Regions from separate parts of the Homo sapiens genome. Here region 1 is linked to region 2. A link is a contact called in ENCODE Hi-C or POLR2A ChIA-PET data. All regions are on one chromosome and are shown on one strand. The core of a region is the stretch at or near the end of the contact, and the rest is flanking DNA. Distances in the headings are between cores, read along the strand shown.

Region 1 (5,288 bases), core at 2,219-4,718, 6.0 Mb after region 2:
TGACTTGGGCAAGTTACTGAACGTCTCTCTGAGTCTCCATTCTTTCACCTATAAAACCGGAATATTACTACATCTCTGAAGGAGGAGTTCAGATTAAGTGAGTTTATGCATCCAGTAAGTGACTGCTTCATAAATAATTCCCCTGGACACGTTGGCTCACGTCTGTACTCCCAGCTACTCAGGAGGTTGAGGTGGGAGGATCGCTTGAGCCTGGGAATTCGAGGCTACAGTGAGCCGTGATGGTGCTACTGCACTCCAGCCTGGGCGACAGAGCGAGAACCTGTCTCAAAAATAAGTAAGTTTAAAAAACAAACAAACAGGCTGGGCTTTGTGGCTCATGTCTGTAATCCCAGCACTTTGGGAGGCCAAGGCGGGCGGATCACGAGGTCAAGAGATCGAGACCATCCTGGCCAACATGGTGAAACCCTGTCTCCAATAAAAACACAAAAATTAGCTGGGCGTGGTGGCGCGCGCCTGTAGTCCCAGCTACTCAGGTGGCTGAGGCAGGAGAATCTCTTGAACTCGGGAGGCGAAGGTTGTAGTGAGCGTAGATCGCGCCATTGCACTCCAGCCTGGCGACAGAGTGAGACTCCGTCTCAGACAAACAACAAACAAACAAACAAATAGTTCCCCCTTACAACAAAATATGCCACAAGATGAGGGAGGGCAGAAATTTCCGAGGCCAAACTTAAAATTTGCATTTGGGATTTGGCCATACTTTGGCCGTTCTCTGTGGCAGTGAATGCGGCTGCAGACGTCCCAGCGCCGCCATTGCCCACAGGGCGTGTCATTTCTAAGGGCAGCTGTTTGTTCCCTGACTGCCCCCGCCCCGCCCCCCAGCTCCCCCATCTACCTAAAAGAAAATGTAATGGGTTGGGCCATTTTTATTTTTTAAAAAGCTTTCTTCCAGGTCTTTGACCGGGCGCCGCAGGTGTCCGCATGGGTTTCCCAGGCCGCTGCGGCCTTCACCGACAGAAGGAGGCCGTACAGAGGGGTGCGGCCGGGCCGGGGACCCAGAGCCATCTGGGTCCCATTTGGGCCAAGGCTGCGGTTTGGGACTTCCGCCGCCTGCAGGGCTCCTAAAGGGCTGAGGAAGGCCTAGAATCCTCCTGCGCACCCGATCTCGCGTAGTCCGAGGGTCCGACCCCTCCAACCCCTCCAGGGTAGGGGGCAAGGAAGGGCCGGTGTGCCAGGGAATTCGGTCGCACCCCTCCCTGCCCAAGGAGGCCCAGGAGCTCCCTCGGGCCGAGCTCTGCAGGGAAGTGAATGCCCCATCTGCTGCAGGGACCCCCATCAGGAGGACCCGAATCCCAGGGACCCGCACCCGCGACGCGGTAGTGGGAGTCAAGACCCGGCGGCTGCACCCCCGACGGCTTGGCCGCATGGGAGCAAAGCCCTCGGTGCCTCAAGGCGCCAGTCTGGGCTTTTGAGCGTTGCGGGAGGTAACAGGAGAGTTCGCCGGATTTTAACACAATCCCACTCTACATCTTCAGAACAGGGTGGCCGCAAAGTCCCTTACCCCTCTTACCCGTCTCTGCTCCCACCCGCCTCACCAACCCGCCGGAGCAGAGCTCGTAATCAAAGGCACTTTCCCCGGGCGCCCAGTCGGCGTCGGACTTCGAGGGCAGCGTGCGCAGCGAAGCCGGGCTGAGGGGCGATCAGCCCGCTGGGGACCCTGGAAACCCGCCGCCCTGCGGAGAGTAGCTCGGGACAGTTCCACCGCTCCGCCCAGTCAACTAAAGTGGAAGCCTGATGTCGGCCTGCAGGGCCAGAGATGCCCTCCGGAGCTGGGCCAAACCTGGGTGCCCCTAAGTGGCTGGAGGGGTGGCTGGGTGGACAGCGCGAAAGACCCCGCTCAGGGGGCCCCCTCCTGGCTTGGGACGGTAGAGGGGTCCCGCGGGGTGGCGGCGGAGGCAGGGGAGGTGGCGGCGGGGCGGGAGGTGCGGACGGTGCGCGCGTCGCTGCGAGCTGGAGCCCCTAGGGGCCCGCCACACACACTCGCACCCCTCCCCCTCCCGGCCTTCCTCCCACCCGCTCGCCGCGACCCCCTCCCCAACCCCCTCCCCTCCCCCCGCCTCCGCCCCATTCTTGGAATTGTGTGGAAAAATTCTCAGCCAAACCTCCCACCTCTCCTCTCCCCCCACCCACCCCCTTTAAAAAACCCCTTTCCTCCCCGGCCCCTGCACTCTTTGTGAATGAGGGCAGGGAACACGGCCCTTCCCCCGCCCAGGAGCCACGCCAGACCGCCGCACTCAGAGGACTGTTTGTTAATAGTCCAATTAGATAATTGCCATCTTTCACTCCTTTTGCTCCGCATTTCCCATAAAGGAATGAATGGGGAGAGCGGCGTGGAGAGGGCTTCTGCCCCGGCAAGGTGACGAGAAGGGCTGGAGCATGCTCCTTGCACAAGGCCATGCGCTTGAATTGAATCATTGTAGCCTAATCAATGCTCTTATTGGATTACTGGCTGTTGCTTTTCTCAAAGATATTGTAGCAGAGACAATGAAATAGCTAGGGGAAAACTTTTTTTTTTTTTTTTTGAAGCAGATCTCACAGTTGAGATTTCTCGGCCGTCTCTCCCTCTCCCCCTCTCTCTCCTGCTGGACTCTGAGTACAAAGCTGCCCTTTGAATGGGCTGCCTCAGGGCTGCTGGAGGTGCAGGCATGAAAAAATCCAACTGGAACTAAATGAAGAGAGGTGGCAGTTTAAGATGGCTGTCTGCGTCGAGGTGTGTTAAGAAGGAGTTGTTTAGGGGAAAATCTTGGCTTTTTTAGAGTGCAAGGGAGATACTTTTTGGGAAAACTTTCTCCCCCCGCTCTGTCCCCCATCCCCCACTCCCAGACAACTGCTTTCTTCTGCCGCAGGGTGCGCAGGGTTTTTTTTTTCTCCCCCCACACCCCCCCGCCGCCCAACCCTCATTCAGCTCTATCTGGCGAGTGTGGAGAAAACCCCTCTAGCCAGTATGTGAGCAGGAGGGTCAAAGGCAAAAGGAAAGTTAATAATGCCTGCTAATGGTACTAACAATTCAGGATGAATCTTGTCAAAAGTTTTTCTGGAAGTGTGGGTCTTTGATTGTGTGTTTCCTGAAAGCAAGACCAATCATTTCCGTTTATTCACTGGCTAAACCCCTACTTGATTGGGGACAAGGACAGAAACCATCCATTACGATCTGATATATTATCCAAACAATTTAGTGTATTCATGAGGTAACCGAAACGTGGGGGCTGCGAAATTACCCGTAATCAATTGCAACAGCGAGTGTGCGTCCCCCCGGGTGTCGGACAACTACAACTCGCCGTCTCAGAAACAGGCGGGAGCCGCAGCATTTCGGAGTTGCGCTGTTCGCTACCTGATCGCCAGGCTGGGGACACTGGACGTGCTCAGAGGACGCGGGTGCTGACGAGGCGGCCTCGCCGCAGCTCCACCAGGATCCTGGACCAGACTGGCCGCCTCTCGGCGAGCGCGCCACTCTCCCGTCGCCGCTGACCCGCGCGCGGCCGCCGAAGCCTCCCCGCGGGGACATTCATTCTTGCCCCTTGCCTGTCGCCGGGCCGGGCGTACGGGCCGCGTTGTCGGGGGTTTTGTCCCCTTTTTCCTCTTTTTTTTTTCCTTCTCCGCCCCCCCCCCTTTTTTTTTTTTTTGCTTTTTTTTTCCTTTCTGTTTTTGTTGTTGTTCTTGCCTATGTTCGGGAAACCAGACAAAATGGACGTTCGATGCCACTCGGACGCCGAGGCTGCCCGGGTCTCGAAGAACGCGCACAAGGAGAGTCGGGAGAGCAAGGGCGCGGAGGGGAACCTCCCAGCCGCCTTCCTCAAGGAGCCGCAGGGCGCCTTCTCAGCGTCGGGCGCTGCTGAGGATTGTAACAAAAGTAAATCCAATTCCGCAGCGGACCCGGATTACTGCCGCCGGATCCTGGTCCGAGGTAGGGATGGGCAGGGCTGCCAGGCGCGTTCTTTGGGGTCGACTCCGGGGCCGGAGCTGCGCGCTGCCGCCGACACAGGCCGGTGGGAAGGAGTGCCGGCTGGGACTTGGGAGAAAGTTGTTGGCCCTCCCCGCCCCGAGTCCGGCTGGGGACAAGCGCCTGGGACTCTCCGGTGCGCTCTCCAGGGGCCTCGGCCCTCCACGCCCGGAGGGGCCCCGCTGACCGGGCTGCGGGGGGAGATGAGGGGCTGCGCGGGTGCGGCCGGGCATCGGGCTGCGGCCTCCGACCCGGGAAAGGAGCAGAAAACTCCGGGAGGAGGTGTGCGCGCTCCAAGGGCCGGACGACCTGCCGGGAGCCGGCCAGGGGACTCCCGCGCTCTGGAGGGCTGAGCGCACCCAAGGGGGAACGCGAGCCCCGGAGAACAGCTGCCGATCGCGGGCTACGGCCCTGCCAGTTAGTGCACTGGGCCGAGGACCCCACGGCCGCGATCGGTGCCCGACCGCTGCCGCCGGGAGAGGCAGCTGGGCTTGGTTACGGAGCCGCGGTTGCCGCTTTGGTGCTCTGCTCTGCCGCTCTCGGATGGCGCGGCGTGCACTTAGCCCCGGCGGCGGAGGCTGCGAGGCCGGGCCCCGGCCCGGCGCCGCCCCAGCCAGCAGCAGATCTCCGGGCCCGGCCGGCCCCGACTCAGTCCCTCCTCCTTCCGCCGCGCGGACTCCGGAGGGAAGGAGACTCGAGGGTGGGGGTGGGGACGTCTGGATCACGGTCTGGTCGGCAAGCCCAGAGCTGGGGCCCGCAGGACCCGGGCGGGGCGACAAGGGTACCCTCAGGCTACAGGGGACCCGGAAGGCTCAGCCGAGGCCCCCCCAGGCCGGAAGAAACGTCCGCCTATGTGGAATTGATTGGATTTTTTTCTCTCCCCTGTCTGGAGGACTCTACAAAAAGACAAAGTGTGGTCCCTCCTTCGGTCAGCGGTATGGAGTTAGGCCCCTTGCCCTCCACACAGTGTCTTTGCTACCTGGTTGTGGTCGCGCTCCGCACCCCGCCCCCCATCCCCAAAACTGCACGCTTCTGGGGACTGTGTCCCCAAATCCAGCTCGGGCCAAGGAGGTGGAGGGGGACGGGAGGGTTCTGGCGGCTGACATCTCCCCTTCCCCAGATGCCAAGGGGTCCATCCGAGAGATCATCCTGCCCAAGGGCCTGGACTTGGACCGGCCTAAGAGGACGCGCACGTCCTTCACCGCGGAGCAGCTCTATCGGCTGGAGATGGAGTTCCAGCGCTGCCAGTACGTGGTGGGCCGCGAGAGGACCGAGCTCGCCCGGCAGCTTAACCTCTCCGAGACCCAGGTACCCGGCGACCAGGCCGCAC
Region 2 (5,489 bases), core at 1,759-4,258:
GGTACAAGCAGCGCCATCGCCTGCTTTATACCCCTGGAGAGGAAGTGCGCGGCACAGGGCATGTCATAGCGGGAGCTGCTGTGGCCAAGCTCAAGGCGAGCCCAGTGCCGGGAATATGCCGCTGGGCACCCAGCTCGCTTGTTCCCAGAAGGCAATCGCTTAAATGGCGAGGCCTGCCTCCCAGTCTTTGTCTTTCTCCGCGCGGACTCTTGAGCTGGATTCCAGCCGGGGTGCGCCCCAGCCCGCGCGACGATTCTGGGCGTTAGGAGGGAGAGTGGGCGGGCAGCTCCAGCCACGTGCAGTCTGGGCGGCGCCAAGGTCCCGACCTTTAACCCCTGACCCCGGTCCCACCCTCCACGTGGAGCGAGCCAAACTTCCACAGACAGACGCATGCAAGTCTTTCCACCGAAAAACCTGAAAACCTTCCGTGCGTTATCATGCCGGGTAACCAAGCCCACCAAAGTTAGCAAAGATGTTTAAAATGTTTTATTTTTTTTTCTTTTTAAAAATATTTACAGATCTGAACTCTCCCCTTTTCGTCCCTACCATCCTCGGGATGAGGGAAACGAAAAGAAGCAATTTAGTAATTGTCCAAAGCCTCTGAGGGCCTGGCTTGGCCGAGCGTGTATGCATGTACATATATACAGGTGTATATATGGGGGAGGAGTGTACCTGGTTTTGTAGGTGTTTTCCTGATTTTTTTCCCTACCAACCACAGCCTGTCTGGCCAAAACTCCCTTTCCCACCACCACCCGAGAACATCTCACTCCGAATGGTTTTCAAAGCGTACTGGTTCGGTCTAGGTAGGAAGCAGGCTCTCTGACTTAGGGAATGCCAATAAATACCCGAAACAATCAAAACAAAAAGTAGGGCAGAGACCATAAATAAGAGCTAATGAATACACATGGTGTATTTCTTCATATTTCTGGAAACACGCCGCCTTGCTCCGGAGCCCTGCTTACAGTACAGTACGCGCCCGGCTCTGCGGGCAGCTGGGGGCGGCGCGGGGCGGCGGGCCGGTCAGTAGTCGAGCTTGTTGTATAGGTTGTAGAGAGGTAAGGCCGAGAGGTTGCTTCCCGGGTAGTAGAGCGGCGCGGGAAAGGCGAGCGAGCGCGGCACCGGCACGCGCAGCAGCGAACTGTCCCGGAACACCAGCGGCATGCTCACCAGAGTCTGCGCCGACGCGTGCGCCATGTTGGCCGCCTCCAGCTCAGCCGAGAGCTGCCGCTTCCACTTGTTGCGGCGGTTCTGGAACCAAGTCTTTACCTGGGTCTCCGTGAGCTGCAGGCTGGAGGCGAGGCAGGCGCGCTCCGAGCTGCTCAGGTAGCGCTTCATGTCGAAGGTGGACTCGAGCTGGTACACCTGGCTGCGCGAAAAGACGGTGCGCGTCTTCTTCTTGGCCGCGCCGGCCTGCCGCTCAGCGCCGCCGTCCCGCGGCCGCTCGGACCCCGGCGAGGGCGAGCCCGCGGGCAGGAGCCTCTCTTTCTCTTCTTTAAAGTCCGAGTGCGAAGGAGAGAGGAAAGGCGTGCGCTCCAAGCCGCCCGGGCCCGAGCCTCCGCTGCCCTTGGGGGTACCTGAGGAGCGAGAACAGACAGAAAGGCCATGGAGTTGGTTGGGGAGCCTCGGAGACCGCCAGCTCTCCCTGGGACCAAGCGGTTGGCAAGCGCCTGCAGCCTTGGTCCCACCTTACCAATCCCCTCCTCTTATCCCTCTCACTGGCCCCCCAAACCCAGCACCCCGTCCTTTAAAAGCGACAAGAGAGGGACCCAGCTACTTGGAGTATGGGGTCTCTGTGCTCCCACCTTTATGAATGGGCCAGGGGCAACAGGGAGAGGAGGTCTGGAGGGGGAAACATTAGCATGGTTTTAAAAGGCGAATTTGCTTGGTGGTAATTGAGCTGGAAGAGTTCCTCGAGCTTTATAGGGTGGCATCATTTCACAGGCCGTTTGTTTGGAAATCACGCTAAGGACTAACGCAGGACTCCCCTTCGTCAAATGTTGTAAAGAGGAACCGTCTCTGAAATGCACCATTGTCAATCATCTTGGAGTGCTAATCATTCCAAGGAGGAGAGAGAGAGAAAGGCAGAGATACGGAGCGAGTGAGGAAGAAGACTCAGAAAGAGATTACGGTGGAGACAGACTGCCCAGACCCGACTTGCAGATCTCCACCTCGTGTCCGGAAAGAAAGTACCAGATGTGCAGTGATTGAGGACAGCCGGGTGTAAGGCCGGCCGCGTGTCCCTCTCGCTGTGGTCCACTCTCTCAACAACTCAACCTTCCCCAGGAAGCCCAAGCCGGCACGGGTCTGTGTTCGCCTGCTCCCAGGGGCCCACCGGGCGGAGGAGGCACCACAGTGCGCGCCCCTCTCCCCGCGGTCCCGAACCCCCGGCTGCCGCAGCTCTGGCCAGAGGGGGCCCGGCGCGGGAGTCTTGGCGGGGCGCTCAGCCTCCCTCCCCTCGCGCTCGCTCGCTGCCACACTGGCGACGTGCGATCCTTACCCAGGCAAGGAAAAGGGATGGGGGGATGGTGCTTGGGGCCCTGCTCCTTAGGGCCGTGCTGGTCTGGGCAGAAGCAGGCGGGCGCCTTCCAGCCGTCGTCCGGCTCCTCCTCCTCCGAGGACACGGACAGGCTGCGCTTCCTGGCTGGCCAGCCGACGGGCTCCCGCGGTGCCTCCGAGGGGCCCCCGCCCAGGATGGACTGGATGGTGAAGCTGGAGACGCCACCGGCCGCCGGACACCCCTTGCCCGCATCTTCTTTGCTGCCCATCCTGGGTTCATAAGAAATCGAAGGAAACCAAGAACTCCCTTTAGAGACGATCTGGGTGATCTGGGTGGAAGGTGGTGCAGCAGGCAGGCAGTGGGGAGGGGCGGGGAGGAAATCTAGGGGGAGGGGGCGCCGAGGCTGGTGAGGCGTCCCTTCCGCGCCAGGGACATGCAGGCACCGGATGGCTGCGCAGGGGTTCCTGCCCGCCTGGCTCTGGGTGCGCCCGCCCAGCCCCGGTGCAAATGCCCCTTCCTCGCCCGCCAACTCGCCGGGTCTCCGGCGGCGCGGAGGCGGCGCGGCCTCATTTGCATAGAGGTTACCCGAACGCGGCCAATCGCAGCGCCGCCGAGCGGCCCCGGAAAATTTCAAAACGCTCCGGCCAGGCACACAGCACCGGTGCGCCCCCAGAGCGCGCCGAGGGCCTGGCGGGCATCAGCGGCGTCTAACCAGGGGCAGCCAGGGCTGAAAGCAGCTGCAGATTCTAGCCCGGGTTCCTGGCGGCTGCGGCAACTCCGACTCCTTGGACCCCTTGGACCCTTCTCTCCAGAGGCAGGGGCGGTGCGGGACTCGGAGCTGGAGTGGCTCGACGCCTCCGCAGGCGACGGGTCTCCGCGCCTCCCAGGGGCTTGTACAGGCTGCTCCACCATCCTCCCCCAGCCCTCCACCCCTTCTAGCCCCAGTGGGCGGGCAAAGCCGGCACTCCTGGGACCGTGGCGCCCTGCGTGGGGGTGAGGTGGGTTAGGAGCAGGCGTCTCCAGGCGGACGCTCATCCTCTCCAGCATGGCCAGGAGCCTTGGGAGCAGACATTCCCCTTCCCCGTCTGCAGACCTCATCCCTGTCACAGGTTCTACGGACCTACAGAATCTTTAGGGGGAGGGAGGAAGCCCTAAGACCTCTAGTCAAGAGATCTGGGTTCAAATTCCGGCACAACTATTTACACACTGCATGAACTTGCACAACTCATGCCGATTAAAGCCTCTCTGCCCTCATAGTTGAAAATAACTTCTCGGATTGCCTCAGGTAGGGATTAAAAGCCTCGAAGCACTAGCAGCGCATAGTAGGTACTCCATAAACCTGGCCGGGTAGCCCATGGCCCACCCGTGTTTTAAGCGAATCTGTGTTTTTGTTTTGTAAATTTTGAAGGTTTCCGAACTGCTGCAGAAATAGACGCCTTACTCCCAGGAAGAAGATAAGGAACTGGTGACAGGACTCGGTTTTAGAATTGAGCAGACTCGACTCAATTCTCGGCTGGGTGATCTTGGGGGAAGACATTTGGAAATTCTGAGGCTCGGTTTCTTTATTCCTAAAATTGGAGGAAGCAGTGCCTCCCTCGCAGAGGCTGTTGTGAGGTCAAACTACCCAGCACCGAGCCTGGCACACCGTGGTGCTCAGTAAATAGTGATTCCCTCTGTGTTCTCATAGCCCCCTTCTGTGCCCTGGCTCTCGCCCCTTTAATTCCTAGATCAGCTGTTACCCGAGCTAGAATTAGCCCAGCCAAGCAAAGCGGTTTGGGGCCACAGTCGTCTGCACAAGCTTCCTGGAAACTGAAGTGAGGCAAGGCCCGAAGTGCTCAGGCAACCCCGTCCCCTCAAGCTGTGACCTCTAGACCTCTTGGCCAAGAGATTCCAGAAGCCCTGTCTTTAGGGTGCCCCCCAAGTGCAGCCAAGGGTGAGTGGAGACTCTGGAATCAGTCCCCACAAATGTCCAGACACTGCATGACTGTGCAGTTCCTTCCTCGCCTGCACCGCGCCCGGGTTATTAAGTAAAGCGCTTATAATATCATTAGCCGCGGTGAGTTACCGACTGCGGCCCTGCCCGTGGCAGAACTCTTCCCTACTTAACTCCTCGAGGGGCTCGTTAATGGGCTAATTGATTAGGAGTCGGCCGCGCAGCCGGGGCAGGGGCAGGCGAGGGGGCGGGGGCCAGGGGGTGCGCGCAGCGGCCCGGGAGGCCAGCGAGGGGCAGGTGCCGGCCTCCGTCACCGCATTAACCTCTTCAGGGCTCAGCGGCAGGGTCGAGACACATTACAAATGGTCAGCTTTAATCATGGTGTCAGCTCATTAACCCGGAAGGACCTGGCGCTGAAATACAATTTGTGCGTTCTCCTCTGCGCCGCGGCGGCGCAGGCTCCTGGGCCACGTCGCAGCGGGTCCCGCGTGCTCCCGCGCTGTTGGGGGGTACGCGGGAGGTTCAGCGAAAGAATCGTCGGATTCTCACTAACCATCCGCTTCTCGCAGACATCCTGAGCTAGGCGCTGCCTCCGGAGCCAGGGTCAAGGCAGCCCCGAGGGGAACTGGCCAGCTAACTCGGGGAGCAGTGCCAGCCACCCCGCTGGGGAAGAAAGCTGGGGGCAGGCAGGGAAAGTTGGTCGAACCTTCCTGAACTGTAAATATGTCGTGCGGGGAACATGCTGGAAGCTCCCCAGCATTCTTCGCTTTAATCCTGATGGCAAACAAGTGACACAGATCTATTCACTCAATGTACAGGCCGGGAAACTGAGGCTCAAGAAAACAAGAGACTAGCCCAGGCAGACAAAGCAAGACTCGTGCTCAAGGTTGTTCCACTGCCAATACATCACATTTGGGAGGAGGGAGAGAGGAGCAGACACAGGCATTGAGCTTGGAGGATGGCTGCGGGGAAGACTGTGAGGATCCTGCTGACTCGGGATGGCGGGGGCGGGTATATGGGTGGGGCAAGAGCCCAAGGAGTGATCTCTGTCAGATCAGG

The links. A loop is a pair of places that touch in the nucleus more often than their neighbours do. ChIA-PET counts read pairs that join two places held with the same protein, here RNA polymerase II (POLR2A). Pooled maps may share reads with other maps.
Region 1: a loop to region 2 is called in a pooled map, with 11 times the contacts of the local background. The contact joins the promoter of VAX1 here to the promoter of HMX2 in region 2. A Hi-C loop is called at or near these places in 5 of 50 pooled maps. POLR2A ChIA-PET finds 5 or more read pairs at or near these places in 2 of 52 experiments (Panc1 and activated CD4-positive, alpha-beta T cell).

The regions. Positions count from the first base shown.
Region 1 is chr10:117,136,450-117,141,737 of GRCh38, reverse strand. VAX1 (ventral anterior homeobox 1) reads left to right here and starts at 3,468. Exons shown (of 3, transcript NM_001112704.2): 1 at 3,468-3,922; 2 at 5,079-5,266. The coding sequence starts at 3,682. RefSeq lists enhancers at 713-1,298, 1,299-1,885.
Region 2 is chr10:123,145,655-123,151,143 of GRCh38, reverse strand. It overlaps HMX2 (H6 family homeobox 2), which reads right to left and starts at 3,008. Exons shown (of 2, transcript NM_005519.2): 1 at 2,498-3,008; 2 at 472-1,574. The coding sequence starts at 2,765. The coding sequence ends at 1,021. RefSeq lists enhancers at 203-262, 313-382 and silencers at 897-1,191, 2,299-2,428, 2,819-3,138.